Regions from separate parts of the Mus musculus genome. Here all the other regions are linked to region 2. A link is a loop called in an ENCODE intact Hi-C map of the cell type or tissue named here. Cell type or tissue: heart. All regions are shown on one strand.

Region 1 (8,000 bases), 360 kb after region 2:
TACCCTCTATGGTTGGCAACCGGGTCACTCTCTGGAAATAAATGTGCATTGTCTTCTTTGACACACACAGCATTTTAATAAATGGACGAGGTTAACCAGAGACTCAGCTTCTAAGACAGCAATGCCTTTGCTTCAGCAAAGTGCTCACAGACCCCCAAAAGCTCTCTTGTGAAACACAGTATAAGTAACAGCAAAGACTCCACTTGAGGATATTGAAAATACATTTGTTTTTAATTTTGATTACATTCACAAGTGACAATATTAAGAGTTCTTTAAGCATATGGTTCCATTGAGTCACAACATTACCATGTGTCCCCAGAAGAGCAAGAGGCAGTGTTTCATATCCCCTTGAGGTTTAGCAGAGTCATCAACATCAACAGGATGGTTTATGGGGACCATATTTGCTACCAGATAAGCCAGAACCATGCTGTCATGTTTATTGGATACAGAGTCACATACAACACGATGCACAATAGGCAACTTATTCTGCACTTAGCTTTAGCTCCTGTCAAAGGGAGAAGGGTTTTTCAATACTAAGAAGGATGCAAATATATGTGTCTTTCATCAGCCTTTCTTATACATAACTTTAATTATACATGAATAGAATTAGAGTTTATCTTTATTGTGTAACCTAGGAGAAAAAAAAAGAACAAAGTTTAGGTATTAATTGTCAAGCTCTTGACATTATTCCATTTAGTTTTCTGTTAATATTAAGAGATAGGTTCTGTTGATGTCCCTAGTTTATAAAGTGGAAAAATTGAGACTCAGTGAGAGTTAAATGACCATCCAATGGTTATATATCCAGTAGTGAACCAATTCAGTCCTTAAACTTATGGCTTCTCTTACATTGTAGTGTATACTACTAGGATAATGTCATTGGCTTTCAAACCCATATGGTAGAATGGTCACAATTAGAGTGATGAATATATGGGTTCTGTATCTCTTGGCCCTAGAGCACAGCATCACAGAAGAGAGCAGAAAGGCAGGGTAGGCAGGCAGGGAGAAGGAAAGGCTAGGGGAAGGTTTAAAAAAAAACTGTAAGATGGGATCTGATTCATAGGCCAAGTGACCTTCAGAGTATGTCTTCTATCCCTGAGATATGTGGACATTCATTTTCCTACCAGTTGTACAAGGAAGTCACCTTCATTCTGGGGCTGTTATCTGTTCAGGCCTGAAGGTCCCTGCGGCGGCGGCCGAAGGCTTCAGAGCCCACATTGGTGGGAACAAAGTTGTCCTTCACCACACCTCCTGATCTGCTCAGCAGACCTGCCAGCCGATGGGTCACACAGGTGGCAGTGTTGCAGGATCTCTTCTGAGCAGTGACACTGATATTCAGGATGGGGCAGTGGGAGGGGGATGGGGGAGAGAGAGAGAGAGAGAGAGAGAGAGAGAGAGAGAGAGAGAGAGAGAGAGAGAGAGAGAGAGAGGCTGTCATTGAGGCTGGGGAGGTGTCTGCCTCATGGGACTATGATGGGAATATTGCTGCTCTCAGAAGCACCAATTAGCTTTAAGTGTTTCTCCCAAACATGGTTATCAGAACAGACAATCACAAGGCCATTAGGGGAAATGCTGTGATCACTTTCCTTAGACATTCCCAGCGGTATTCAAAAACCCAAATGGGTTTGGGTTTACTGGCCACGGAACACAGGGCTGTAACTGCCAACCATGCCCATATAAATACAAATAAGCAAGGCTTTATAAGTCTAGAGTAAACTTTGATGCCACCTCCGAGCCCATTCACAAGGACTCTTGTCCCAGTCAGACACAAGTGGCCCTTCTTAGTAAAGTGAAAGCACCCCAGTCTTACCTGAAGGAAGACAGAGTTTGGAGCATCCAGTCCCAGCAGTGTTTACCTGTTCCTTGTCGCCGCTCTTCTTACTGCTTGAGCTGAGTCATGGCCATCGCTCACCAAACTACGACTGATTAACCTTAGGGCTAAAAACTACTTCTAACCACAGGTCCTGAACTCCATGAAGTCTGAGATGTGGGCTAGATCAATGACCACCATGGTTCAAATCTTTTTAAAAAATAGTTTTATTTCCCAAACAACCAACACTTCCAGAAGCAAGACTAGAAGCTCTACTAGGAAGCCAGATGACTGCCCTTGCTCTCTGCCATCTTCCTGAGTGTGCCCTTGCTCTCTGCCATCTTCCTGGGTGATTCTCTTTTAGCCTGTGGGACTTTCTCCTCACCCACTGGGGATTTCAGATACCATTCTTTGCCTCAGGAAAGCAACCAGTAATAGCCTGGAGAGCAACCAGAGAGGAACTACATGCATCAAGTTATAGGAAGAAAGCAAGAAGGAAACTAGAAAGGAGAGAAGGAGCTTAGTTGCCAAAATGGGATTGGTGGTTTGTCTCCAAGTCCTTGGCCACATCCCTTTTCTTGCCAGGTGCTTCAACCCCAATTGAAGTTTGGGGGAAGGTGTGAAACTTGTTGAGGTCTTGTGTGTACGTGCCCAGCATGCAGGTACTCAGATTCCCACACCGCTTAGATCTGGGGCTGTCCAAGCTGCAGGGAAAAGACATGCGAGGCAGTGCCATGCACCAGGGCTGACCCTGTGGGCAGTCTGCAGGTTAAATCAGTCACAGGATTAGAAGCTGGGACGGGGCTGGTAGGAGGTTGGTTCACACATACACTATCGGGAAGGCTTGGGGTGTGGTAGGCCAGAAGAATGTGGGGAAGGGCAGAGGAGAAGGGTGACTTTTCTGACATTCCATGTGCTCTTTAATCTTTCATGCTTGGCAGGGTGTTTCTCGGGATGGTTGTAGGGTAACACATGCTTTTCCTTGGGTAATGCAGGAGCCAGACCAGGGTTGGTCTGTTTCTAAGCTGGGGGCACACAGGCAGGCAAGGATAGGGAGGGGTGCTCTCCTTGGCCCTGTGGCCACAATGCCATCTCTGCAGACTTTAGGCTTTACCAGTCTTCGCTCATACTATTGCAGGAAGTCTCCCCAATGTTAGCAGACTGATTTCTACAGTTATTCCTAGCCTTCTCTTAAGTGCTTTCAGAAATAAATTTTTTTAAGTGTGATTTAACTACAGTCTCACCCGATGACTTCTGTCTTCTTTCAGCCTGAGAGTAGCTGAGCCTCGTGTCCTGCTAAACAGCAGCCAGGCGGACAGTGCGCTCTCTCCTACCTTCTGGATTCCGCCTTCCTGTGGATGGGCTAGGCAGGGTAAGGGGCCTTACCTAGAGCCCTCAGCCTCCTGCTCTTCCTCCTGCTCCAGCTCCCTGGCTTTCATCTGCATATAGTCCTGCACCAGTGCAGCCAGCAGGCGAACTTCTTCTTCACTGAGAGTGGCCATGCCTGGGCTGCTTTCCAAGATTGACCTGTGGAGAGGAAGCAAGTCTAGCACCGTCTCTGATTCCCTGCCTGCCGCTTACACTAGAGGCTTGAGTCAGCGTCCTCATAAGTTTAGGAATTTTGCAAGTTAAATGATAAGTGCAGGCAAATTGAATGACAAAATAATTACTGTTGAATCTGAATTGGGGGCTCATTTTAATAAATACAGTTTGTAAAGTAGATGAGAAATAGATTAACAGATTATAAATTAGAGTCAGTAATATTTATTGGCAAGTTAGCAGATTAGAGTAAAATTCATGTCTCATAAGGAATGAATTGAACAAAAAGGTTTAACTCTTGATACTAAATATGGGGGGGAAGTGGTGAAAGCATTTTGTTAGTTAAAGGGCTACTTGAAATTTAAGCTTATAGTGAACTTACATGTGTGTCTATGTACATGTATATATTTTTCCACCAGATAGTTGGGTTTTAAACATTCGGTACTCTGTGGTTAACAGGAAGTTGGCCAGTCCCAGGACACTAGGACTCCTGTCTTTACACGTACCTCAAAGGCACTGCCTGGAGGCTGCATGCCTGGTACAGGAGCAAGATGCTGACAACCAGGAAAGGGGAGAACTTCAGGAAGCCCATGATGCCTTCCTGCAAGAGAAGAATGTCTATTTATTCATTTGTTTATTTATATCAGTTCAAGGTTCTATAAGCCCATGGACCTGGCTTTCTGTGTGCTTATGCCTGTGACTCCCCGACATTTTGGCTTCATACTGATAACCACATTTCTCATCATCTTTGTTCCCTCATTGTCCAGTGTGCATGTAGCCTATACGGTTTGGAAAGAATCTTAGCCCTAAAGATGGAGGAGGGGGAGGGTGCGGGGGGTCGGGGGTGGTGGTGGTGGTGGTGGTGGTGGTGGTAAAGGAGTGGTGGTGGTGAGATCAGTCTCAAGGATTCTACGAATCCCAGGTGTCTCCTGTCTCTACATCTGTCTCCACAGGGAAGTGTAGAGTTGTCTTCTCTTTGTGAGTTTTTTTACAGACACCTAAGAATGTGAGAAAGAAAGTCTATGGAGAGGGAATCTTTCTGCCTTGAAATCTGAGAAACTGACGGCTGCACTGCTCAGCTGCTCCACCCTCTGGCAACTCAGTTGCCTACAAGAACCAATCTAAAGTTGAGGTGGAAAACACTTCTCTGTTAATCCCAGGGTCCCAAATCGGGGTTTGCAATTGCGGCAACTGACTCTTGTTCGCTACATATTGGCCCTAGGCTCGGACTCAGGACCAATTTCTCAGGAAACGAGAATACTGAAAGCACCATCTAAGAAGAGCTACGCCCGACTGCGCGCGTGAAGCCTAGGAGCTCAGCGTCCCAAGATTGGTGGATCAGGTGTACAGAGAGAGAGAAACGTGAGACTGGAGCCTGCGCTCCAGCGAAACTGAAGGAAGGCTCTGCGGACCAGTTCTGTAGGGACCTATCTGGATCGGGATCTAACACGAACCACGCTAGGACTAATGACTAACGGGGACTGGGATTGTCAGGAAAGACAAACCAAGGACTAACAGCGAGAGCGGGAGAGAAGAGGGAGAGGAAGAGAAAAGTAGAACTACACACCTGAACAGGAATTTTAGGGCTCACCTGGTGAGCGGTGCCTTGGAGCTGAGCCTGCGGGGATCCTGATGGAGCCAGGCAGTGCTTGCGAAGCGGTGACTCTTGATCCTGGCAGTGGCTCCTGTGCCTCCCAGCGCCTGCAGCTGCTCTTATTCCCGCCGTGGTGAGTCGGGAGGGGTCTCGGGGCTCCAGGCAGCCAATAGGTGGAAGGGCCCCATGCCCCAGACAGATTGCGTCACCTCTGTGCTTCCAGAACTCAGAGCATCTAGCAAGATGACACCATTTGAATTTAAATTGAGGTCATTGGTGGAAGTGGGGGAGATGATACGGATCAGTGAGAGCCACCCTTAAAATTAGCGGGAATTTGGAGGGCCTTTTGACATCAAGATAAATTTCATCTCTTCTTTCCTTCTTGACTTTGAATATTCCTGACTCCAATCTCAGAATCTTGGAGAGTAGAGTCCAGTATCTCAAGCACTCCTTGCTGCATGTCTGATTCTAATCGTACCCCCACCCCCACCTAAGTCCGTGCCTAATCTAGAATAGTTTAGTGCACCTGAGGGATGAATTCTTGATCTGCAAGGCTAGTTCTGGCAGCGTGGCACACAGGTTTAGGCAGATAGTCAGAGGTGTTGGTACTGCACACAAGGACTCAGTTAGACCCGAGGCTTGTGGCAGCTGCCTCATTTGGGGTTATGTGGCCACAGGTAAAATGAAAAATGAAAAAAAAAATCCTCAAAAATCTGACACCCCCCAAAAGACCCCCAAAGCCTGCATGAAACCTCAACATATTAAACTTTTCAGTGGGTATCATAGTCCCCCTTTGAAGGGCCTGCTTGTAGAAAGAAACCTTGGTGTTTTCTGGGCTATAAAATCTCTCTTTCTCCAGTGTGAATCATCTGTATTCAGCTTGGCATTCCTAATGCGCTGGATAACACACTCACATGTGTGAGAAGGGGTTGTATTTAGCTGGGTCCTGCTTGGGGTAGGGGGTACGAAGGGGTAGTGGGGAAAGTACAAAGAAGAACCAGATGCCTCCAAAGTCTCCATTGTAGATCTTTTTCTCCTCCTGCCTGGCTATCTATCACTTCTCATTAGGCTGCCTGCCTGCCTAAGGATTTGCACAGCTGTCCTTTTGCTTCCTGCTGCTGTTTGCCAAGATGTTCCAGTTGTATTTGATCCGGGGGTGGAGTGGGAGGCCCTCTCACCCCCACCCTTAGATCCCTGAGCTGAAGAGCTAAAGAGCAGGCAGGCTTGACAGTGCTGCGGAGATGCTGCCCATCCTAAACCTCACACTTGCTCCCAGTCACACTTCTCCTGGCACAGAGACTCTCCGCTCTTTCCAAAAAGGCATCCTCTCCAGAAAGCACAGCCACTCAGCAGTCTCTGTGGCCCACAGAAGCATCCTTAGTGGTTCTCAAATTGTCTGAAGCCTGCCTTCACGTCCCTCCTGCAGTCCATGCCACATTCCCACAGGATGTTTGCTCTTGGATCTCCATCTCACATCAGATTAGTTTGACTTGATCCCTCTCACAACCACTCCCCTGATTTGGACACTCATTTTGTCTGAGCAGTGAGCTCCAGGAACACCGACAAGGGTGGAGGTCCTAACTGGGGCATTTGCTGTCTGGGGACAAAGAAGCTTCATGTTTCTGCAGTTGGTGAGGTCTGAGTGTGCGGTGCTACATGCAGCAGCCAGTCCAGACCTAGCCAGTGTGTTGAACACATTGGAGAATCTGGGGACCATGGGGGGGGGGACACCCAAGCAAGCTTCATATTTCTCTAAACAGAGCAGAAATTAGCTTCCAAGAAGACTTGAATGGCATGAGCCATGGAACCCGAGTTGTCGGTCCTACCAACATCCCAGATGTGTCCCTCAAAGCAGAATGATGGAACACTTAACTTCTAGGATGCCATCAATGACTTTCCAGCTTAACTTCTGGGGCATCTCAGAAGTTTTAAGGTATAAAAATGTGAGGAAAGGAGTGCCAGGAATCCCTCTCCACAGGGTCTGCTCTCAGAGCAGCAACAAGACCCATCCAGGGCTGGGAGAATGGGCTTGGCCAGGCAGTGCCAGGCTGGAAACCAGAGCTGGAAGAATTTTATCGCCACTGGATTTAGGATTCCCAGGCACAGGAATCCCTGGAGGCAGACACCCAGAAGTGGCCTTCCTGGGCTTCCAGCAGTTTAGTTCTGAGACCTGGACTAAATTTTCGTGAGCAATTATGAGACAAGTTGGAGACAAGTTGGCGAGGGCTGAGATGACAGTGGTGAGCCACTGGGTCATTGCCACTTGGGACTGATGCACAAAATCTGCTTTTTGTGTGTGCTCAGGTGCCAAGTGCACCTGGGGAATTTGTTTCTTCTTTCAACTGCAAAGATGTCTAATATATGGGATCCAGAAATCATTTTTTAAACAAATGGATTCCTATAAGCATTTCCTAAGGAAAAAACTCCTGGCTTTAACCCGTGCAGTGTTGAGCACTGGTTTTCTGGCAGTGTCACTGGGTGGGTTTGAGCTCTGCTCCTAGGCTGTGGAGTGTTCCTTCAGACCTCTGAGCCAACCCTGATTCCACACCATGAAACCTGTAGCTGTAAGCCATCACATCCAGAGGGCACCTCTGTCATCTGCAGAAGTTGAATAATTGAAAGGGTTGGAAGAGTGGGTCTCTAGGAAGAGAAATGCAGGTTTTTCTTTGATTTTGTAGGAAGTGCCCAGAAGCACGGCTCAGGGGTTGGGGAGGGTGTAGTTCCTTTCTTTAACAACTACAACCTTACCCTGCACCCCAGTAGGCTATCAGCCAATGTCAAACAAATGCAAATCAACTTTCAAATTTAGTGCTCAGTGCCTCCAAATAGCTCCCAAACTGTAGGGCTCAGTTAAACCACCTCCTCCCACCCTTCCAAATTTAGGAGCAGAAAGTCTTCTGCCTCAGTTTTCCCATTTCCTTGATAATGTTTCCAGAAACAAGACAATGAAGTAAGAGTCTTCCTGGCTCGAAATTAAAAACTGTCCTGCTTCCAGCAACCTGCGTTTACAGAGAGTTGGGGTGGTTAGACCTCTGCCTGGGCAGATCTTTGGGATTTTTT
Region 2 (8,000 bases):
ACTGGCCACTTTCAGTCCTGTCCCTCTTTCTGAAAGCTGTGTTAAGTGGTTTACATGTCAGGGGACTAGCTCAGTCTCAGATACTAAGCGATGAGTGAGAAGTTAACTAGTGTGACCCCAAAGTCCTGTCACTTCACTCATGTGCTATTTCCCAACAGGAAGTACCTGCCTCCTCAGACAGCTACGGAAATGTACCTGTTGCTCTGTTTCCCACCTTGTTTTACAAATAAAATATGGTTTAAGCTCTCTGCAGACAAGATCTATAACTGCATACAATTATATGCTCCTGAACTTTATGAACACAAATGTATACTAAATATTTTTTTGTTTTTGTTTTTGTTTTTCGAGGCAGGGTTTCTCTGTGTAGCCCTGGCTGTCCTGGAATTCACTCTGTAGACCAGGCTGGCCTCAAACTCAGAAATCCACCTGCCTCTGCTTCCCAAGTGTTGGAATTAAAGGCGTGAGCCACCACTACCCGGCTTATATATACTAAATATTGACATTATGAAGAAAACTAGAATGGTTTAGGTCATCCTTCAACAGAAGAGTGCCCAGCTCTTAGGCATGAAGGGCTTGAGACAATATACATGTCAGCAAGTATCACTTTAAGGGACTTTCAAAATCATTTTAATAGCACTATAAAAATTAAGAAATAGAAATACTTAGTTTCATACTCAAACCCACTAAGGTATTTACAATAGTACAAATTTTAATATTCTGGGGACTGGAGAGATAGATAGCTTAGCTGTTCTTCCAGAGAACCCAGTTTCAATTCCAGTATCCACATAGAACCTCACAATCTTCTGTTACCCCAATACTGGGGGAATCTAATGTCTTCTTCTGGCTTCTGAGGAAACCAGGCACACTCTAGTGCACAGACATACAGACAGGCAAAACATGCACACAAATAAAATAAACAATTAAAAATTACAATATTCTGGGAGATGACTTCCTATATCTTATTTAGGTATTTCTTTTTTTAGAAAAATAGTCTATTAAGAATCAAAATGGATGTTTCATTTTTCATCATCATACATACCATAACAGTCTGGCATCAGCAGTTAGACCCGCAATTGAGATACCAATATGGTTGTCAACATGGAGAATTTTCTTCTGGTGAGCGGCAAGCTCTGACTGTGCTCTCTAAATAGACACAATATGGTATTTTAGTTCAGAGGTTCACTGTTTATCAGTGGAATCTACATTTGATAGTTCTGTTCCTGAGGAAGAAGACAGGGTTATATTTCACTCACCTTCAGTGCAACCAGCACTGCGTGCGTTTTTGATTTTAGACCAACTGTTGCTGAACCTTGCTTAACAGCTTCCATTGCATATTCAATTTGATGAATCCTGCCCTAAAGACAAACATTTTTTTTCACGTTTTAAAACCAATAAACGAATTTTAATTCTAACTTGAAGGTCACAGCCTATAATCTCACAAGCTTTGTTTCCTTTTCTTTTAAGGAGTTCTACTAAGCTGCTCAAATTGCCCACTGACTCCATGATCCTATGGCTTCAGCCAACGGCAGACCAATGAAGATTAAGATGTGTACCACCAAGCCCAGTTTACAATCTCATAGGTCCCTGAACCTACTTCAGCCATGAAAAGTCACTTCATTGATATGGCATAAAACATTTTTTACCTGAGGGCTCCAAACAGTGACATCATTGTCATACTGGTTTCGAAACTGAAAGTGGAAGAAAGATTAAATGAGAACATTACAAAGTTCAAATTTTAACATTAAGACATGTGTTTCAATTGTTACAGCCTCTCTCCTAGTGCAGCTTTCTTGAGACATTATTACAGCACTCAGTTTGCAATGCAATTCTACCTTAACAAGGTCCCTTAACCATGCTGGAGCTGTTGGGATGAATGGACTAGGTTCTCCCTAACTCTATATCCTGCCATTCTCCACAGCACTCCCCTTGGGTAGTCAAGTGCTAAAGAATGCACACACCAACTTTCCCTCCACTTTGCTCATACTGTTCTCTACACAGGGCTCTAATAATCTGGCAAAGGCCTTTTCTGTACATTGACTCAAATGTCTATCTTTGAAGGTTTCTTCTTTTCTCCGAAAATTCTCAGCACAATATTCCAACAGAGCTTGAAGGTTTCTTCTTTTCTCTGAAAATTCTCAGCACAATATTCCAGCAGAGCTTTGAGATACAGGTTTCATGAAGCCCAGTCTGGCTTTTTCCTATATACCTGGGAAAATGATCTTGAAGTCCTGTCTCAACCTACCAAGTGCTCAGATTACAGGTGTCTGCTATCATGACCAACTATACATATTTTTTTCTTCTTTTCTTCCTTCCTTTTTTTTTTTTTTTTTTTTTTTTTTGGTGTCGGTCTCTACACTATGGATGTCCTGGAACTTTGACTTAGGCTTGCCTCAAACTCACAGAATTCTGCCTCTCTGCTTCCTAAGTGCTGGGATTAAACTCGTGTACCATAACACCTTCCAACATACCTTTTTTATCTTTATAGTATGAATAAAGTTATGTTTGGTTTAACTTTGAGCTCTCTACCTGCACCCTGTCACTGGATGAATTAACATATACACAAATCCTCAGTAAAGAGGTGGGCACAAATTGCTACCGTGGCAGACCCACTACAGCCATAATGTCATTACTAAAGCAAGTGTATCGGCTCTTAGGAGAATACTCATAATGGCAAAAAAGGCAAGAGTTCGCATGGCAGACTCCACAGAAGCAGCTCAGGGCCCTGTGCTGTAAACCTGAATCCATTACTTCCCCTTTTAGAACAAAGTGACTGTATGGAGTCTTTCCCGACGGCATTCTAATGAGACAGATTAAGACAGACCCACAAGGAAGATGAATTTGGTCTAAAGACCTGACTGCAGGCTCAGGTCTGCGCAGGCGATGCCAGGTGCACCCCTCCATTCCTATAGCCTTCCTCCTATGCAGATGACAAAGGACCATAGGGCATCTTGAAATCGGCCACCTAAGTAAATTGAGAGGGGAGGGCCTCTGGCTGGGCGAGGGAGAGCGCCTGGACCCCACGTAAGGTGGAGAAGCTGAGCGAAAGGCCGCCCAGGTTACTGATCGTTTCCCGCCGGCCAGGCCGCAGATGCTGAATCACTGTAGGAGACTGTCCGTGAGGTAAGCTCCCTCTCCCACCGCCCCACGCCCCAGGGAACAGAGGCCGATCCCCGACCACGTCAGTGTACCTCAGCCCCAAACCCTTCGAGGACTCGGGGCTCAACACACCATAGCTCCGGCGCAGCGACAACCTGACCCAGCAGCGGACACAGGAACACGGCCCCAACTACGGTTCGGTGATCGTCAAAGAAGCCTGCGGAGTCTTGACGGCGGCGACGCAGGAAGTGCAATCTATCCCAGAGCCACGGATCGGCGTCTAACGCTGCCCCGCCCTCCAGCCTTAAGTGGGCGGGGCCTGCGAAAGCTGAGAACGTGGGATTGGCAGGAAGCTCCGGGGTGGGAAAGCCAATGCGCAGAGAAAGCGGGGGGCGTGGCTTCACGTCACGCCCAGAGTTTCCTTGCTTTTTTTTTTTTTAATCCCCAAGTGGATTGCAGATTCCCGCCAACTCTCGGTCCTCTCAGTTGAACGTCGCCACCTAGCTCGGGATGGTGCGGTGGTCCCTCATAGATCTGTCACAGTGCACAGAGAGGTTTGGGAAACAGCGTGTCTGAAAGAGGCTGCAGAAAAAAAAAAAAAAAAAACAAGTGTGTGTGTGTGTGTGTGTGTGTGTGTGTGTGTTCATATTCCTGGCCTGAGATGCTTGAGTACTTGGAGAGCCCATCCTTAAAGGCTCCATGGTCTCGCATGATCGTGATACTTATGATCATTAGTTGCTATTGTAGGACCTGGTTTCTGTCCTGGCACTTGATCTTCTGCTGTCCACAACCAAATACCGTATCTGGTAGATTAGGCCACTAGGGGGAAGGTGCGAGTTTTCTTACGAGTTTTAAAAGAGTATGTTTTGGTTTAATCCCCAAATGAAATCAAGACTGCTAATTCTGTTGAATAACGTGTACCCAGAGTCAGGTAAGGATCTTTAAGGATCTGAACTTTGATGGCGGAGTAACACATCATTTAAATGTCTATGTTCACAGTAATTAGTATCACATTCTAAATATTTTCATGTCTGTATATATATGTACATTTTTTGTTTTTACATTTGTTTTGTGTGTGTGTCTGTGTCCCTGCATACCCTTTTTTGGGAGTCTGAAGACAACTTGAAGTTGGTGGTTCTCTCCTTGCGCCACGTGGATTCTGGGATTGAACTCAGGTTCACAGCTTGGCAGCTAATATAGCAATCCTCTGAACCATCATGCTTTTTGCTTTTCTTTTTCTCATCTCTCTCTGGGTTTGCACCCTCCCTCCCTCGTTTATATGCTCTCAACAGTTAATTAGATTGCTTTGTTCTTTAAATTCACCAACACTGGCTCTTGTTATTTTTAAAAATTTCTGACTTTAAATTGATAGATAGTGCTGTTTTGTTTTCGCAGCACCAGCACGGTGCCTAGCACATATTAGGTACATAATTTGTATTGCTGAATGAACAATGGATTTGGAATGAATGGGAAAATTAAATGCTCATTTAAAAATGGTTGTGGAACTGCAGAGTGCTGTCTACAACCTTCTGCAACTCTAGGGAATCGGACCTCTTCCGGCTACCGTGACGCTTGTGCATACATGTTGTACTTCTTTTTTTTTTTTTAAATATTTTTTATTAGGTATTTTCCTCATTTACATTTCCAATGCTATCCCAAAAGGCCCCCATACCCTCCCCCCCCCCCCCACTCCCCTACTCACCCACTCCCACTTTTTGGCCCTGGCGTTCCCCTGTACTGGGGCATATAAAGTTTGCGTGTCCAATGGGCCTCTCTTTCCAGTGATGGCCGACTAGGCCATCTTTTGATACATGTTGTACTTCTATACAGAGAAAATACTCATAGACATAAAATAGTTTAAAGCACCCAAATTAGCCCATCTACTTTTGAGATTTCTTTTAGAAGATGTTATAAAAATCTTCACAATTCTTTTCTATAGTCATGTGCCTCACACAAATACATGTTTTAAGATAAGATTATACTAAACTGTCTCTTACTAATACACTTAAAAAGTTTTAGCCAATTTACCATGCCTGTAGGTAATGACCTATATTAATTTTAGTAGTTGCATGGAAGTCTATCATGTGGAAATATAATAATCTAGTATCGGTGAGATCTTAGCAGGTTTTTGCTGTTATTAAAGTAATATGACTATTCTAGTGTACACCTTTTGTGTGTTTGATGAATTTATAACATGTGAGGTCAAAGGGAAGATAGTTATAATTACAATAAATATATGTTAGTTATAAGATGGAATATCAACTTATATTCAGTGGTGACTGACAGGCCACTTTGTATATACTTTCAGCAGCACCATGGGTATTGTGTATTCCTTCTAACTTGTCAAACTGATGAGCAGAAAAAGAAAAAAAAATCCTCTAATTTGAGTGTGCTTTGTCTTTTCATTACTAGTAATAATATTTTTGTGTTTCTTCACTGTTCCTCCAATGATTAAGGAAGTTACTTAATGATTTGCCCTTGATTTTGCTTTTGTTGTTTTCTCATTAGCTTGTAGTTATGATAATGATGCCACTGTGGTCCTACGAAGGAAAGATCTTTCTAGAAACAAAGAAAAGAAAATCCTCATTCTGGCTCACATAAAAGCTGGTGTGTATGTCTGTGTTTATTGTAAATGTACAACAGGAAACCATATAAACAGTCAAGGATAGGAATTTTGGTTTTGTGAGTTTTTTTGGATTTTTGGTTTTATTTTTTCTCTGTGTAATCCTGTCAGTCCTGGAATTTGCTCTGTAGACCAGGCTGGCTTCAAACTTAGAGATCTACCTGCCTCTGCCTCCTGAGTGCTGGGATTAATGGTATGCACAAAGGGGTGCACTACTATGCAGGGGAAGATCGGAAGTTTTAACTTAAAATCTTCTTTTGAGACAATATCCTACTATTTAGCTTTGTCTGGTCTGGTACTTACTGCATAGATTGGGCTAGCATCCAACTTAGAAATCCAGCTGTCTCCAGAGTGCTAGGACTAAAAGTATGTACCACCACAACTGGCTCACTTTAAAATTTTTTACTGAAGCATTCATCATATCTGGCAGAAAGCTTGGGGAGCTTGGGATACCGTATGGTATTCACTAAATCTTGATTAAATTAATGAAAAGTCTAATGAAGGGCTGGAGAGATGGTTCAGCAGTTAAGAGCACTGACTGCTCTTTCAGAGGTCCCGAGTTCAATTCCCAACAACCACATGGTGGCTCACAACCATGTGTAATGGGATCTGATGCCCTTTTCTGGTGTGTCTGAAGACAGCTGCAGTGTACTCATATAAATAAAAAATAATAAATCTTTTTAAAAAAGAAAAGTCTACTAAAAATGGACCTATCATTCCTAAAAATGCCCTTTTGATTTCTATCTTCTCAGAAAATAATATGATATTCTTTCTTTATTCACAAAGCTCCACTTACAGGCCAAGAGAAGAGGCAGGCCGTTCTGGCACTCTCTTTCTGTCTCTCTCTGTCTCTGTGTTTCTCCTTAAGGTCCTAAAGCACATGTTACATTTTTAGTTCTTCTATACCTGTTTTTGAAGATTTGGCTAATGATGCTGAAAAATTGATCAACAAAGACATCTTGTGGGAATGCCAGCTCAGCAAACCATGTTAGTAAGCTAGGTCAGGATTTTTAGTTTTATTTAAATAATTTTATTTTTATTTATTTTTCATGTGTGGGTCGTTTGCATGTATGTATGCATATGTGTACCATATGCATATAGTGTTGATGAAGGCCAGAGAGGGCTTCAGCTTCCTTTCTACTGGAGTTAACAGAGGTTTATAAGCTGCCATGTGGGTGTTGGGAGTACAGCCTGAGTTCTCTGGAAGAGCAGCCAATGTTCTTAACTGCTGAGCTGTCTTTCCAGCCCAATGGCAACCATATAAGAGTAACTTCTAAATAAAAGCAAAGTTGAATTTTTTTTTTTCGTGAGGACTTGCAAATGTCTGTGGTGATCTGTATATGCTGAAGAAATGAGACAGAGCTGGTGCCACATACAAGTGAGTTTGTTCCCTCTGCATGGTGGAAACAAACCCAGTGTGGACTTCTTCCCTGCTTTCGAATGAACTATCTTAGAAATCTCATGACATTTTTGGTCTATCAAGTTAAAAAAAAAAAAAGCCAACAAATTGACTGAGGCTAACTAGTCCATTACTAATGTGAGACCAGTAATTAACACATTCATCATGGTGATAAAATATTAAAGGAGATGCTTCTTGGCTTCCCTAGCTTGAACAAATGGGTGATTATGTCCCTACCTGCGTATTCCCCTGTGCACTCTGTCCAGGCCAACTAGGCTGTCTTCAAAGGTGAAACAGGAAGGGAGACGGTTTAATGTCAGCTGCTTCAGTTCTGTGACTAAAGGTTGATTCCTGAGCTAGTGATGTTAACTTAACCCTGGTTACCGCTCGGGTTTTACAGAGACCCCCTTTGCTTCAGTGAGAACACACTGGTAACCTTGCACACATGGGTAAACGTACCTTCAGGCTATCAGCTCATCGCTAGGGACTTCAGGTCCGTGGCCATCTTCTTTGTATGGAATATTTTTGTCCTTTGATGTGGTCCTGTTTTTTTTGAAACAGGGTTTCTCTGTGTAGCCCTGGCTGTCCTGGAACTCCCTCTGTAGACCAGGCTGGCCTCGAACTCAGAAATCCGCCTGCCTCTGCCTCCCGAGTGCTGGGATTAAAGGTGTGCGCCACCACGCCTGCCTGATGTGGTCCTTTTCAATAGCACATTATGATCCAAAGAAACACTCTCAGAGGAATACTTTGCCTCAGATCTCAGTAACCATGGACTTTGACCAAACCCCAGACTCATTTTTCAGTGTATCAGCAAAATCCCCCCTAGCTCTTTGGCTCTGTGAAGGCCCAGAGTTTTGTCCATTCTGTTCACCATTTTTTGTT
Region 3 (8,000 bases), 220 kb after region 2:
ATCATTAATCTCTTTTCATTTATAGAGTCCTGTAATTACATTGGTTGAACCAAGAGCAAATGGCCATTATAATAATATTACTTAATGATTTGTATTACTATTACTTAATGATTTTTACAGATTCAAAACCCTGATTGTCTTTACTTCCTGGCATTTTTATAGCTCAGGGAACATAGGTTTTTCCATAATTAGATATGGAATTAATTTTGTCTTGGTACTTAAAAATAAGATTTACTTTAGAAATTAATACATATAGAATATATTAACTTGGTACACATTATGCTTGTTTATTGTGCTGTTATCTATTGTTGAATTGTGACACCTCGCCAATATCTAAAATTATACAGCTTTAAAGCTAAAAATATTTTAAGGATTACTGTAGTTCAGTTGTTTAGAACTAACCAAGGAAATATAAAATTCAAATAACTTATTTTTTAAAATTGTGCTAGTTTATACAGAACCTAGAAAAGGAAAATATGGAATTTTTGAGTTAATTTGATTTTGTCAGGTCTCAATATTTGGGTTTATAAATGTTGAAAAATAAAGCAAGGACAGTTACAGACTTTAAAACTATTGATCATCTGGGTCATAGATAGTTAATCGATGCTTCTACTTTCATAAAATCTAGCAAGTAGTGCCCATATTCACTAGAGTTCATTTCACACTGGTATTGATTTATGTGACTTTTTAGTACACCACATAATTACAAGCACCAATTCTCAAGCTAGTCATGAGTTTTCTTTTTCCTTTTCCTTTCCCACTGACATTTATTAGTCTAAGGTAGTGATTTTTGAAGAGAGTAATTCTTGAAAATTGTGATCATTAGCGGGTGTAGCGGCGTCCTCCTGTAACTGCAGCACTGGGGAGGTGGGGACTGAGCACTGGGTTACATGCTAAGACTTTGCCCCAAAACTTTAAACAAGAAAACAATAATATTCTAGTCAGAAAAGACCCATTGAGAGCTTTACCTTAGTGTGTAGAAAAGTTTTCTTGTATATTTAAAAAAACATTTTAAACGCAATATTAATTAAGCAGAATGTCTAAATAACTCATTTCCTAGGCTTTGTAGATAATTACATTATTTAGAGTGCTGGAATCTGCTGATGTAATTCATTTAAAAACAAGGAAGTAACAATTTTGCCTTTTCTTTGTGTTCTTTAAACTGCTTATTAGAATTTCATATCTAATTTGTCTCTGATTTTGGAAAAGCTTATAAACAAAGATTTATCAGAAAAAAGTCTCAGAATTTGTGAAAAAAAATAGTAAAAGAAAAGGGGATAGAGACAAATGATTCTCTTTTTATTAATTTATTTATTCACTTTATATCCTGATCGAAGCCCTCCTCCTCCCAGTCCCACTCCCCCTAGTCCATCTCTCCAGTACTCCTCTGCTTCTCAGAGAAGGGGAAGTCTCCTAGGGGTACCAGTATGCCCAGCAGGGGGATCCAAAGGCAGGCAACAGGGGACAGATAATTCAGTAGAAACATTCTTTTGTTTTGTTTTGTTTTGTTTTGTTTTTAAACATATGTTACAAACTAAGAAAGCCTATTTAAACCTAAGTCAAAGTAAGCAAAGGTTTGTACATCTATCTTACTGCGAACTTCTACAAAATCAGTGTTCTTGTGAAAACATAAATACAGTATTTACCTTTCTGATATTGCTGTAGTATCTTTTGTGGGGGAAATGTATAAAGCAGACATTATATTAGATGTATGTCATGGGCACATTTATTTATAATAGCTTAAGAAAAGTATTCCCTTTAACTGAATGTTTAGGTCAATTGAGAATTTACTCAAAAAGTTATAGTAAAATAACGTTTAAGATGTTCTGCACTTAATTTGATAATTAATTTTAAAGGTAACTGAGAACCTGGAGCTTTTCCACATTACTGATCACTTATTTACCTTTTGCTAAACACATAAAAAGTGGCAACTACCCTGGACCCTACCTTGCTCTCTGAAGTGAATTTTTAGTGTCAGTCTTCCAGGACCATTTTTGGTTTGGTTTGGTTTTTTGTTTTTTGTTTTTTGGTTTTTTTTTTTGTTTGTTTTAGTTTAAATCGTTTTTTCCTTTTTTATTAGATATTTTCTTTATTTACATTTCAAATGTTATTCCCTTTCCTAGTTTCCCCTCCAAAAATCCCCTATCCTCTCCCCTTCCCCCTGCTCCCCAACCCACCCACTCCCATTCCTGGTCCTGGCATTCCCCTATGGCATAGGGCATGGAGCCTTCACAGGACCAAGGGCCTCTCTTCCCATTGATGACCCACTAGGTCATCCTCTGCTACAAATATAGCTAGAGCCACAAGTTCCACCATGTATTTTCTTTGATTGGTGGTTTAGTTGCAAGGAGCTCTGAAGGTACTAGTTAGTTCATATTGATGTTCCTTCTATGGGGCTTCAGACCCCTTCAGCTTCCTGGGTACTTTCTCTGGCTCCTTCATTGGGGACCCTGTGTTCCATCCTATAGATGACTGTGAGCATCCACGTCTGTATTTGCCAGGCACTGGCAGAGCCTCATAGGAGACAGCTTTATCAGGCTCCTGTCCACGACCATTTTTTAAGCTCTGATTTTTTTCACTCTTGAAACTATGAATAAAATGTAAAAATGAAAAAAGTGTAGTTTGTCATAAGAGTTCAGGAGCTTTTGATTAAGAATAAATAGTTAACAATGTCAAATGTGGAAATTGGAAGTGGAAGTAGAAAGTTGGAAGATTTTCAAAGTGAAGTTTGTTTTACCTGTACATATTATATTATTTGTGATGTGCCACTATATGCAACATATTAAAGGATGATAATTTAGCTGTTTTAAAATTATTTGACAGGGATTGAGTGGCAGAACCAGTTTCCCAACTCCACAGCTGAGGAGGAGCTCTGGAGCCTCATCGTTGCTGACTAATGAGCACTGTTCAAGGTGGGATCGCAGCAGTGGTAAGAGGTCTTACCAAGAACTCAGTGTTTCAAGGTAAAACTCTGAGAACCTTTTCAGTGTAAAGCATCCCCTCTTTTTGGACAAGGTTTGAAGTAGTTTTAAAATCAAGAAAGAACTGTTGCAGTATGTTTAGGACAGTGTAGGCAGTAATTCTTAAAGGTGGTAAAGTCTGAGAAGGCCCCAAATATAAAGACTATATTCAGACTCTAGCTAGTGTTTTAGTTCTCGTGTCAGTCAGTGAAAACAATGGAATGAGATAAAGTGTTGGAAGTTAACTATAAGGCTAGAGAAATACAACTCTAGGGGTGATGCAGGCTTCTAAAGAGAGAGTGGCACTATAGATAACTTGAAGGGCAAGTTTTAACGTGAGAGAAGTATTGCTCAAAGTATTATTCCATAGAAAAGAAACATCAGGGAATCCCAGAAATGGTTGGAGTTTTCTTTGGAATGGGGTTTCTACCTTTTCTGTTTTTATGTGGGTTTTCAGATGCATGGTAGAGACAGACAGTTTTGGGTTACATCTTGTTTTTGTTGAACCTGTGTAGCCTACTTTATCAATAATAGTTATAATCAAGAAACTATTAAAAAGAAGGTAACAAGTTATCAAAGCTTAGGTCAGCTGGGTAGAGAGGATGTTGGAGCCTTTAAAAACCATATCCATGAGTTGGCTTCAGTTCTCAATAGTTCTCAGCTTTCCTAATACAGTGACCCTTTAATGCAGTTCCTCATGTTGTGACCCCCCAATCATAACATTATTTTTGTTGTTACTTTATAACTATAATTTTGCTACTGTTATGAATAATAGTGTTAAAATCTGTTTTCTGATGGTCTTAGGTGACCTCTGTGAAATGGTCATTTGACTCCTAGAGGGTCGTGATCCGCAGGTTGAGAACCACTGGCCTAGGGCAACTAAAATCAATTTAGCATCCTGGACCCTTCTGATCTCTACTGCAGAGGATCCAACCTAGAGCACTGCCACATGCTAGGCACACTTTCTACTGTCAATGGTGGCGCATCTTTCAAATTTATGGAAGCAGTCACTAATCGATTGTGTAGTATGCCAGTTACTGACTTGGAAAGGACAAATTATGTTCTTCAGACTTATCATCATAGTTGCTAGTTTAAGGTGGCAAAAATGTTCCAAATCCTGTTTCCACATACATATTATATAATCCCTTGAGAACTGGCTTGAAACGAAAACTGCTAAATCAGAAATCACAATTAATTTAACTGTGAGGCTGGGAAAATACAGGAACTAAAAATTTATGAATATTAATAAGTAACATTTCCCCAATAACAGAGGACTCAGTTCTTATTCTGAAAGCCATGAATGACGGATAGAACCTTCTTTTCAGTCATTTATCTGGGTTAGTAGAATTGTAATGAATGGAAATTCCATGTTAGGCCACACTATCTTACAACTGAGCAGGAGTCAAGCTAAACTTTATTTAGTTTGAACTGTGTAAAATTACACATTTGAGACAGTAGATGGCAGGATTGATACATAGCTGTTCATATGTTAAACTGTTAAGATTTATATGTGAAATATTCTCAGATAATTATATTTTCCACATTCTTTTATGGTTTGTTAACTTGAATTTTGTTGTGTTTGATCAAAATAATTCCTTTCTCATAAAACTTTTAATGTATAGAACAGTAGAATCAAGTATGAATAATTTATAGTACAGAAGAATGAGAAGCTGCAAAAATTTTGCCTTGAATGTAAACATGATAGCTTTTTCTCTAATTTATTTAAAAGTATTTTATAGCTTTATATCATCAAGAATAATTAATTTTTATTCATTTTAATTGAATTTCCTATACCACTAACTACATTAAATTCACTTTTTTTTTTTTTTTTTTCTGAGACAGGGTTTCTCTGTATAGCCCTGGCTGTCCTGGAACTCACTTTGTAGACCAGGCTGGCCTCAAACTCAGAAATCTGCCTGCCTCTGCCTCCCAAGTGCTGGGATTAAAGGCGTGTGCCACCACCGCCCGGCTTAAATTCACATTTATTTGTATAAAACATATTGCAAGATTGACAACAAAACAAAACAAAACCACCTTCCTTGTTGCCTAGTGTGAGCCTTTGACAACTTTGAAGACTATATGTTGAAATTCAGTGTTCTAAGTCTCTAAAAATAGGACAAATCTTGCTGGAGGGTTTTCAGGGTTATTTCTCCCTGAAAAAAATTATATTGTGGAGAACTTACTGTGAAACTCCTCAATACTCGACACGTTGGCAGTTTTTGCTTTTGATGAGAACACAGGAACATAATTTAATTGAAATATAAAGTACACTCTACTTTTTTGTTTGTTGGTTTGTTTTGTTTTATTTTATTTTTAGTAGAGCTTTAAAATCTTGGCTCTTACTGTGGTACAAACTCAAAGTAAGAATAATTTTTAGACATTGGAATTCATTGTAGTAAGGCTGTACTTCAGTGTCCCTCACATCACCAAAGGATTTTACCTCCATAGTAGCTAAGCTAAGAGTTGACAGTTCTGCTGCGCCAAGGGATGAATTGTAGACATGATTATTTGGATACAGATTTCCTGCAATGGTCAAAGCTACTTGACTTGAGTGATTGTATCATTCTCAGCCCACTGGGAACAGGTTACATTCATTTAAGAAATGGTGTGTGTATTAAGATGGTCTATCCATAAAGTCATTCATCAACTGTTTCAATGAACAGTGTTTCTGCTTAGAGGGTGGCACAGACATTAGGTGAGGGTAAGATTCTGGTTCGTTAGCTGTGAATGATTTTGAAAAGTATTCATCTCAGAAAAAGAGTAACTTATAAGGTCCTTTTCTTCAAAATTGGTACAGTAATTATAAGCAAAACATTCAGTTTCACTCTTTATTGTTCTCTTACAAGCCACCTCCCAAATTAATTGTCTATATTTCTTTGGCTGTATAAATAACTTTGAAATATGTTAGCTGTTCTGAAAACCACAGTATAGGGTAAAAACATCAAAGAAACAATCCTACTAATAAAGAGGCTGAGATAGGAGAAGCATGCTTTCAAGACCATTATATGGCACACAGCAAGACCCTGACATGTACAAACAAGCAGAAAGTGTATATGGATTGTACAATATTGGATCTGTTTCTCCAATTAACAAATTAGAGAGGCTGGATGATAGCCAACAAATTTCTAATTCCTCATATTTTTGAATTTCAATTGATTAGGATATGTTGGTAATATTAATTTTCATATTAAGAGACATTAAGGAAAAGTGATTGTTACTGTTATTTTTGTTGTTAGAGGTGGAATTATGTTTGTGTGGGTTTGTTGAAAGATTACTTTCTTGCTTTTTCTAGGGTGCAGTTTCACCCCTTGTGTCTGTGTTTTCCATCTATTTTCCTTTGTAGGGCTGGATTTGTGGAAAGATATTGTGTAAATTTGGTTTTGTCATGGGATATCTTGTTTTCTTCATCTATGGTTATTGAGAGTTTTTTGGGTATAGTAGCCTGGACTGGCATTTGTGTTCTCTTAGGTCTATATGACATCTGCCCAGGATCTTCTAGCTTTCATACTCTCTGTGAGAAGTCTGGTGTAATTCTGATAGTTCTGCCTTTATATGTTATTTGACTTTTTTCCCTTACTGCTTTTAATATTCTTTCTTTGTTTAGTGCATTTGTTTTGATTATTATGTGACAGGAGGAATTTCTTTTCTGGTCCAGTCTATTTGGAGTTCTGTAGGCTTCTTGTATGTTCATAGGTATCTCTTTTTTTAGGTTAGGGAAGTTTTCTTCTATAATTTTGTTGAAGATATTTACTCGCTCTTTAAGTTGGGAATCTTCATTCTCTTCTATACCTATTATCCTTAGGTTTGGTCTTCTCATTGTGTCATGGATTTCATGGATGTTTTGGGTTAGGAGCTTTTTACTATTTGCATTTTTTGACTGTTGTGTCAATGTTTTCTATGGTATCTTCTGCACCCGAGATTCTCTCTTCTATCTCTTGTATTGTTGGTGATGTTTGCATCTATAACTCCTGATCACTTTCCTAGGTTTTCTAACTCCAGGGTTGTCTCCCTTTGTGATTTCTTTATTGTTTCTAGTTCCAGTTTTAGATCCTGGATGGTTTTGTTCGTTTCTTTTGCCTGTTTGGTTGTGTTTTCCTGTAATTCTTTAAGGAATTTTTTTTTTTTTTTTTTTTTTTTTTTTTTTTTTTTTTTTTTGGTTTTCGAGACAGGGTTTCTCTGTGTAGTCCTGGCTGTCCTGGAACTCACTTTGTAGACCATGCTGGCCTTGAACTCAGAAATCCACCTGCCTCTGTTCCCTAAGTGCTGGGATTAAAGGCGTGCACCACCAGCCCAGCTCTATTTATGTCCTTCTTAAAGGTCTCTCCCCTCCCCTCCCCTCCCCTCCCCTCCCCTCCTCCTTTTTTTTTTTTTTTTTTTAAGGAAAGTATGATACAGGCCAGTGTGAAATAAGAAAGGGGAAATGAGCTAAGACAGGTTTCCTTGCCATAGGAAGGAATTATTGTCTTGGAAATACCTAGTTGGGTTTAAGTTTTTGTTTTTACTGTTCACATTTGCAGTATGGCAATATATTTTCAGTTAAAAATGTTTGACATCGGCTGGCAAGATGGGTCAGTGGGTAGGAGCACTGACTGCTCTTCTGAAGGTCCTGAGTTCAAATCCCAGCAACCACATGGTGGTTCACAACCACTGGTAATGAGATCTGATGCCCTCTTCTGGCAGCGTCTGAAGACAGCTACAGTGTACTTATGTATAATAATAAATAAATCTTTAAAAAAATGTTTGACATATTAAATTCAACTCATTTTTATCTTAAGTGCTGCCTCAGAAATTAAAATACGATCTAGATAAAATTTCATCTTCACTTGAGAAGTGTTTTTGATGTGCACAGATTCTCTGGATTCAGGTAACATATTGAAACAGACTCATATTTTTTAGATTTAGAAACTTAGCCAAAAATTTAATTGTTTTTATGATATGTGTCTCCTTTAAATAGACATATACCTAAAATGCCAAATATAATTTTTCTAGTATATAGAAGCTGGAGTTTCTCCATAATATATTTCCATGTGTTCTTTATAC
Region 4 (8,000 bases), 140 kb after region 2:
CTTTCATGAAGGTTCAGTGTCCTAGTTCCCTTCCCCCAGGCAAAACGACACGGGAGCAGGTCAGGGTTGCTCTGGGTAAAAGCCTGTGAGCCTAAGAGCTAATCCTGTACATGGCTCCTTTACCTACACACTGGGGATTTGACCTCTATCTCCACTCTCATTAATATGGGTGGCCTATTTGCTCTTATTAAAAGGAAAGGGGGAGATGTTGGGAGCCGCCCCCACATTCGCCGTTACAAGATGGCGCCGACAGCTGTGTTCTAAGTGGTAAACAAATAATCTGCGCATGTGCCAAGGGTATCTTATGACTACTTGTGCTCTGCCTTCCCCGTGACGTCAACTCGGCCGATGGGCTGCAGCCAATCAAGGAGTGACACGTCCGAGGCGAAGGAGAATTCTCCTTAAAAAGGGACGGGGTTTCGTTTTCTCCCTCTCTTGCTTCTTGCTCTCTTGCTTCTTGCTCTCTTGCTTCTTACACTCCTGCTCCTGAAGATGTAAGCAATAAAGTTTTGCCGCAGAAGATTCTGGTCTGTTGCGTCTTTCCTGGCCGGTCGTGAGAACGCGTCTAATAACAGCTGGAGCCATGGATCCTTCATATATACTCTTTGGTTGGTAGTTTAGTCCCTGGGAGCTTTTGGGGGGAGACTTTGCCAGTAAGCACTTCTTGGCATCAGCAATTGTGTCGGGTTTTTAATACTGTTCCTACTGTATGTTATCACTTTCAACTATGATTTTCAAATATTCTCTTTGCAAGGCCTCTTAAACATTTCATAATTTCTTCTCTCCTTCTCTCCTTCTCTCCTGTTTTCCCATTCCTCCCACTTTCCTCCTTCCTTTCCCTTCTTTTGGTGTTTTGCATTAGGGTCTTCCCATATAGCCTAGGTTGCCCTAGAACTCTTGCCTCAGCCTCCTGAATGCTAGGATAACTTTCATGTACCACCATGCCTGACTTCTCTTAGCTGTCAGATTCTCAGTTGTCTTCTGTTTGAGAATAAAGATGAGAGTCCCATGCCTTGCTTAGTTTTATGTCCTATTTTCTTCTACTTACAAGGTTCCATAATTGTAAGGAAGCATAGGTTCAGCAGCCAAGATTCGTTGAAAACAATGTGATTTTTGAAAGAAATTTCTGAGAATATTGCTCTAGAAATGGATTTTCTTTACTTCTGGATTTAAGAGTTAGGAAAAAAATCCTACCTCCCCCAAACAGTTGAAAATACAAGTCAAAAGGGTGGGGAATGAGTTACTAGAAGGTATGATGAGAGGGAAAATGGTTGAGACTAAGCATGAGATCTCTTTGTCTTTTGGCTTTACTAAGAACCATTTTTGATGCATCAATGACTAGCACCAGAGAGTTCAGATGCAGAAGGTATTTTAACAGTTGGATAGACCCTAGTGCTGGGATATTTTAAATGGTGCTATAAGGGAAACAATGGCTTGTAGTGAGATAACATCTGTCAATGATAAAAGTGTTCTTAGGCACTTAATTAGTTTTTAGGGTAAGTTTTAGGCCCTGAGAATGAAAAGAGCAGGACGGGTTCCTCCAGACTTAATGGAAATATTAGTGGCTTATTCGTATAGGTTCTCCCTTAAGGGATACAGAACAGAATTCTTACCCTTTGATTAAACTACAAGTGGCAACTCTGGGTATTTGGAACTTGACAAAGACCCCGTTATTAAAAAAATATAATATGGTAGGGGGATGCATTGCTTCAGAATGAGCAGTAAGCACCAGGATTCCATGCCATTGATTAAACTTAAAAGGGAAGATAGAGACAAGAATCAAGGCCAACTTGGGTAAAATAAGGCTGGGATAGAGTGCTAAGAGAAGTTAAGTGTATATATTAGGTCTCTGTCACAACATATAACAGTCATATGTTCTTGAACTTGAAGATGAGAACTAAGGAAATCTATTAGTTGTTTAAGTTTGGTAGAAGAATAATTAATTTGCCCTCTAAGAAATGCAGCCTAGTAATCTTTGACAGAGACTATAAATAGAGAAGGGAGTTATTATAAACATAGCTAGCTCATTCTTTTTGTTAAGTAAACTTCTGATTGTCTTGTCACAATCCTTACATTTTATTTCAGAATCCTCAGGCCCTGGGTTGGTGTACAGAGGGATGTGTTCTGTCTATGGGCTTTTGAGAAAGTCAGACTTTTAGACCTACAAAAATCTTGACAACAGCTAAAAGATGTTTAAAGAACTGCTAAGCAAAGCAGATTTATAAAAGTGGCTTTGAATTCTATTTTCCAGGCAATAATCCTTTGTACAGTCCTCTTCATTTATGAACAATGAAATTTTGGTTACTTTGTGGGGGTGCACAAATAATTCAAAAGTTGCTTGTATCAATTTGAAAAATGAATCCTAAAGATACCTCTATGGTTTTGGCATACAGACACTGTAGCTTTTTAAAACCACTAATAGTCTAGCCCACTAATCTTTTCATTAACATGTCTATTTTATCTCAGATGACAAGCTCAGATTTAAAAATAACAATACAATAACTTTAACTTGTTTTATAAGTTTTTATTTTAAAACAATGACCTAAAATGGTATTTTAGTAATGGTGATGCTTGTTTTGTCATGCCCTTCTATATGAACTCAAAATATGTAGGTCAAGTTTCCTATTTAGTCTTCAATTGATTCTGTGTGTGTGTTTGGGGGGTGTGTGGTCTGTGATGATTTTATGTACAGGATTTAAAAGATACTTGTTGAGTTTAGCTAAAATGAGTTTCCTCTTTTCATGTCTAGTGGAAAAAAAGATTCAGTGAATTTTTATCATTTAGGACATTTGGGTAACCATTTGAACACTCCATTAAATATTTTTTCTTTATCTAACACATAAAAAAGCCAAGGAAATTCTGGTCTTTTCCCACATTTGTCAAATTCTTGTGTTAATTCTTCAGTGATTTCTATTATGTGTGTGAATTATGACTATATATGAAAATGGTCTGCTTTAGGTCATGGCTATGGGCTTAGATTAATTGGTGAAAAATAGGTCTGTTTGTGGGATTTACCACACAGTAAGGTTTCTCATCTCCCTGGAAAAATGTGGAATTAGCTTTTTAAGAAAAGCAGGCCTGTCATGAGGTTGAAGGGAGTTTCAGTGGAGGGAAACAGTTTACACTTTCTAAGGCAGTTATGACTGGTTGGATTCCAGGGCAATCCCTTTCATTCAGCAAAGTTCTTTTCTCCAACCTTTACGTCTGTCTTTGCTAATATCACTTCTACTTTTGTCTTTCCTAGTGTACCAGTTTCACAGGTCTTTCACAGAAAACATAATTGGCTTCTTTCAAGGCCAACCCCATTCAAGTTGATAGTGGTATTAGGACTGTGGGACTCCCTTCCCTCCTTTCCCCAAAGAACACACCCCACAAAACACACCGTTGCACAGAACAAGTCTCTCACTTGGAAAGAACCTTTGGGACAGCAGGTCTATGTGAAACAGTGCATGTCTGGCAAGGATGCTAATCACAGGACTGGATATTAGTTCTTAGCCTCACTGAAAAGGGTTCTTCAGCAAGACGTGCTCGCTATCAGAGTGCACTCTCCAGGGGTCCTCCTCCCTTGAGCCCCTGAAGGGATTCAAGGCCTGCTGCTGGGCCCCAAATCTCCCTTGCCCTGGAAGCCAGATGTGACTGACAGTGTTGAGTTTCTTCATTCTGGTCTGGCCTCAGTGTTGGCTGAGCCTCCAGCTTCATGTCTCCATTCACAGTCTGAGGGCACACCATGAGCTCTCACCTCACTAGGCACTGCCCTTGGGGTCCATGTCTCCCCAAGACCTCGCAGTGACCTGAGTGGGTCTTGTATGTGACTTACCTCAAAGGGGACTGTGCTTCGGGGCGTCTCAGGACTGTGATCAGTCCCTCCCATCTGCCAAAGAGCTCGCCGCTCTGTGGCAGTCCGGGGGGTAGGGGTTCCGACTTCAGCAGTGGAGCTCTCGGTGGCCCGCGCGCGCTCCCCGAGGGGTCCAAGTCTGGCAGCCTGACGCGACGGCTGTCTCACTGGAGCGACCAGCCGGGCCGTGGGCGCGCGCTCCCCCGCGGGGTCCCGGATGCGCATCCTGACGCGGGCCGCGGCCGCCCCAGTGGCGACCGGCCGAGCTACGGGAGCGCGCGGGGCCGCCGGCGGGGCGCGCGCCCGGCAGGGGCAGCCGCGGGGGAGGAGCGCCCGATCGCGCGCCCAACGGACCAGGCTGCGGCCGTGAGGTAACTGTTGCAGCGCGCGGGAGCTGGGAGGCGACGCCGCCGTCTCCCGTCCCGAGCCGCGCTTGAGGGAAAAGGGAAGAGGCGTCCGCGGCGGTCCCGGGACACCAAGAAGCCCTTCTCGCCGCTCTCAGTGGCCGGCATGAGGCGGACGCCGCCGCCCCTCAGCCCGCGCGCCGGGGATCCCGGCCGGTGGCGGCGGCGGGCGCAGCCGTGACCGCTCTGCGAAGCTCGGGGCGCCCAGAACGCGGAGGGCGGCGCGGGGTCGGCAAGCGCCAGCGGCCCCCCGGCGGCCCGGGGCCATGAGGAAAGACGAGCGCGAGCGGGACGCGCCAGCCATGAGGTCCCCGCCGCCGCCGCCAGCCTCGGCCGCCTCGCCCCCCGAGAGCCTGCGCAACGGCTACGTGAAGAGCTGCGTGAGCCCGCTGCGGCAGGACCCTCCGCGCAGCTTCTTCTTCCACCTCTGCCGCTTCTGCAACGTGGAGCCGCCGGCGGCCTCGCTCCGCGCCGGGGCACGCCTCTCGCTCGGCGTCCTGGCCGCCTTTGTCCTGGCCGCGCTGCTGGGCGCGAGGCCCGAGCGCTGGGCGGCCGCGGCAGCCGGGCTCCGGACGCTGCTGAGCGCCTGCTCGCTCAGCCTCAGCCCGCTCTTCAGCATCGCCTGTGCCTTCTTCTTCCTCACCTGTTTCCTGACGCGCGCGCAGCGCGGCCCGGGCCGCGGCGCCGGCTCCTGGTGGCTGCTGGCGCTGCCCGCCTGCTGCTACCTGGGCGACTTCGCGGCGTGGCAGTGGTGGTCGTGGCTGCGTGGGGAGCCGGCGGCGGCGGGCCGGCTCTGCCTGGTGCTGAGCTGCGTGGGGCTGCTGACGCTCGCGCCCCGCGTGAGGCTGCGGCACGGCGTCCTGGTGCTGCTCTTCGCCGGCCTGGTGTGGTGGGTGTCCTTCTCCGGCCTCGGGGCTCTGCCGCCCGCGCTCAGGCCTCTGCTGTCGTGCCTGGTCGGGGGCGCGGGATGCCTGCTAGCCCTGGGCTTGGACCACTTCTTTCACGTCCGGGGAGCCTCCCCTCCGCCGCGCTCGGCGAGTACCGCGGAGGAAAAAGTGCCTGTGATCAGACCCCGGAGGAGGTCCAGCTGCGTGTCGCTGGGAGAAAGCGCAGCCGGTTACTATGGCAGTGGCAAGATGTTCAGGAGACCGTCGTTGCCTTGTATTTCCCGAGAACAGGTAGGGTTCTTGGGCGGGCATGGTCTGGGAAGAGGAGCGCGGGGTGGAGGAGAAAGCGGAGCGCGGGTGGACCGCTTGCGTGTCCCCGGCGCAGGAGCGCAGCTGCGAAAGCGCGTGGGCTCGCTCAGAGGAAAGCAAGGGGCAGCAACCTGTGGTCTGCGCTGGAAAGGCTGCCCCAGTATGAGGGGCTCGTCAAAAAACGCAGAAGCCAGTGAGTGGCTTTTTCCCAGTGAGTGAGAATGAAATCATTCACTCTCTGACTTAGCTTCTACATAGGAGGAGAGTTTTCAAGAATGAGGTGACCGACTTGAGGTTTAGTAGATTTCACTGCTTCCACTTTGGACACACTAAGCTCCTACATATAGCATTTGGGTACAGTTTATCCGTTTGCTATTAACATGAGGATGCTTGCCCGGAGTTGACAAGCTGCCTTTAGAATAAAAGTGTGTATGCAGATTTTTTTTTGACAGTTCGGGCTCATTGCAAGTGGTGATGTGGGAGGACAAATGAGTGTTTTCATAGTTCAAAGAACAGAAATGAGCCTTGGAATTTAGACTTGGTTTAGATTAATAGACAGCAGTCTATACTAATACAATTAAAACTGTTTTTTACAGACTACAGACTAACTCATGGGCTTTGTTATTTGGGCTTTGTATTTCTTGCATAATTAGGAGAAAGTTTTAGCAATTTAACCTTTAAACTTAGTAATGTGTGGAAAGATGGCCAAAACATTTCCTCCCCCAACCCCCATAGGCTTTCATATTTTGTTTTTAAAGGCATTTGAAATCATCACGAGGGGATGAACTTGTATTTGTATTGCGTTGGGAGATCCACCTGGTCTATACTACCAAGAGATCCTTTAAGTATAGCTGCTCTATTGAGCATTTACCGAGGGCAAACCCTTTACATTTATTGTGTCAGATCTTTCCAAGAACTGTGTTTGGTTGGGTAACATTAACATTGGATTAGACAGACATGTGTTCAGGCAGACAGAAGAACTAGGGCTAAAAAAGTGTTAGTGTTAGGGTCTGATTAGATTTGTCAGTTCTCAGAGGTGTGTTCTCTGCAACTTAGAGGGTAACTGTAGGAACTTTATGGAGGACTGTATATCCTTAGGAGTAAGATTTTGCTGATTAGAGATATTTTTTCATACTGTGACCCAGAAGACAGGAAACAAAAGTTTCTTGTCCTTAACACTTTTGAGGCACTGGTCTCTCATCTCTTGTGTTCCCTTCAAAATAATCTGTGAGTCGCTACATTGATTTTTATGGCCTACTAAACACGGATCTGTATATAGCACAAGCAACATTTTCCTGCTGTTTCCTTTTCTGTTTTGAGACAGTGTCTTGCTGTATATTCTTGTCTGACTATCTTGGGTGGGTCTTGACCTGAGGGGTCTTCCCCTGAGGGGTCTTCCTGTCTCCTAGTCCTGAATGTACCACTTTGCTTTGCTTTATAGGCCACTCTTAGGCTCTGTTATTTTTTGGCTAGATGCTAGGAAAAATAAACAAACCAGTTATACCTTTTGTTTTCTCAGTTTACTACAAGCAATAAGGGGTAATATTTAGAAAATGTTTATCAAGTAAAAACTTGTTGATAGAAAATTGGCTATCAGCTGGTATCAGCTATTTTCATAGATTGGAATAAATTTGACTTTTATGTGACTAGATTGCACTTTTAACATTGGAAGAGTCCTTTAGCATAATTTTGCTATTTTGTTGAGGGCTTTCAGGGAAATAGTATAGTTTAAAATATTTTGGTTGCAGTCTATTGGTTAGTTATGAACAGTTAGGTCTGTTCTATTGTAAATTGAAAAATTGTAGTCTTCTTTTCCTAGTGTGGTTTTCTTGCTGTTGAAGCAGTTTTTGCCTAGCCTTCAGGGCAGTATTATTTCCAGGTAATGTCAGTTATTATTTGTATTGGAAGAAAATACAATTTATGTTTGTAAAGACAGCATATTTTCTTAGAGTAGAAGACCCTTACTCAGATTCTACTCTTCAGTTAGAAACATTTGAGCATCTTAAAGAATGTGCTAATAGTTCAGAGGTGTGCACATGGTTGTTTATACTGGTCAGTGCTCTGAAATGATACCATTTGGGCATTTCTAGATAAAGATATTTTTAACCCAGCAAAGATTATAGTACAAGAATTTTTTGTTTATGCATAAACATAACATAGAGGATTTGTATTATGTTAGAAAGGATATGTATTATGTTAGAAAGTTAAGAAATCAGTACTTTTATGGAAATAGAAGATTAAATGGCTTTCTAATTGTTGAAGTGTTGTATATGATAATTGTAAAAACATTTTTCTTGTTTCAGAAAGTGACAAGACTTTAGGTGAAACTTGACATAAGAGAAAATGGTCTGGGTTCAGAGGCAGAGCGGTTAAAGGATCAGCTCTTGGCCTACCTGTTTAACTTTGGACATATCAGTGACCTCTGTGTCTGTGTACCTGTAGTTGAATTCTATAATACCTACTGATTCTAAATTAATTTCATTCAGCAATTTTATGCTTCCCATAGTATAGAAATAAAGGTATATGGATTCACAAATGAATAATTTTAAAAAGTTTTATTTTAAT

The links. Peaks named below come from ENCODE experiments on the same cell type or tissue, not always from the same donor. Only the 100,000 strongest peaks of a DNase experiment are listed, where the experiment ranks them.
Region 1: it touches region 2 in a loop (11-fold over the local background); 9 of 42 quality-filtered maps call a loop at or near these places.
Region 3: it touches region 2 in a loop (2.9-fold over the local background); 22 of 42 quality-filtered maps call a loop at or near these places.
Region 4: a loop joins it to region 2, with 4 times the contacts of the local background. A loop is called at or near these places in 19 of 42 quality-filtered maps.

Annotation. Positions count from the first base shown.
Region 1 is chr7:114,631,275-114,639,274 of GRCm38, forward strand. Calca (calcitonin/calcitonin-related polypeptide, alpha) reads right to left here and starts at 5,083. Exons shown (of 5, transcript NM_001033954.3): 1 at 4,938-5,083; 2 at 3,853-3,947; 3 at 3,194-3,334; 4 at 1,142-1,325; 5 at 204-631. The coding sequence starts at 3,938. The coding sequence ends at 1,166. In heart, a CTCF peak has its summit at 4,444 (motif pointing left); no DNase peak of the experiment used is centred here; H3K4me3 peaks cover 1,315 bases; H3K27me3 peaks cover 3,236 bases.
Region 2 is chr7:114,272,773-114,280,772 of GRCm38, forward strand. It overlaps Psma1 (proteasome subunit alpha 1), which reads right to left and starts at 3,344. Exons shown (of 10, transcript NM_011965.2): 1 at 3,229-3,344; 2 at 1,644-1,688; 3 at 1,254-1,355; 4 at 1,040-1,143. The coding sequence starts at 3,231. In heart, a CTCF peak has its summit at 3,910 (motif pointing right); a DNase peak (open chromatin) is centred at 3,369; H3K4me3 peaks cover 2,418 bases; H3K27ac peaks cover 1,790 bases.
Region 3 is chr7:114,495,089-114,503,088 of GRCm38, forward strand. It overlaps Pde3b (phosphodiesterase 3B, cGMP-inhibited), which reads left to right. Exons shown (of 16, transcript NM_011055.2): 4 at 2,824-2,963. Among named protein-coding and RNA genes, the nearest start is that of Cyp2r1, 64 kb to the right of the region's middle. In heart, CTCF peaks have their summits at 1,431 (motif pointing right) and 4,422 (motif pointing right); no DNase peak of the experiment used is centred here.
Region 4 is chr7:114,411,046-114,419,045 of GRCm38, forward strand. It overlaps Pde3b (phosphodiesterase 3B, cGMP-inhibited), which reads left to right and starts at 4,209. Exons shown (of 16, transcript NM_011055.2): 1 at 4,209-5,417. The coding sequence starts at 4,506. It overlaps 4933406I18Rik (RIKEN cDNA 4933406I18 gene), which reads right to left and starts at 4,116. Exons shown (of 4, transcript NR_029437.1): 1 at 3,818-4,116. In heart, no CTCF peak of the experiment used is centred here; DNase peaks (open chromatin) are centred at 4,146 and 5,156; H3K4me3 peaks cover 3,500 bases; H3K27ac peaks cover 2,312 bases.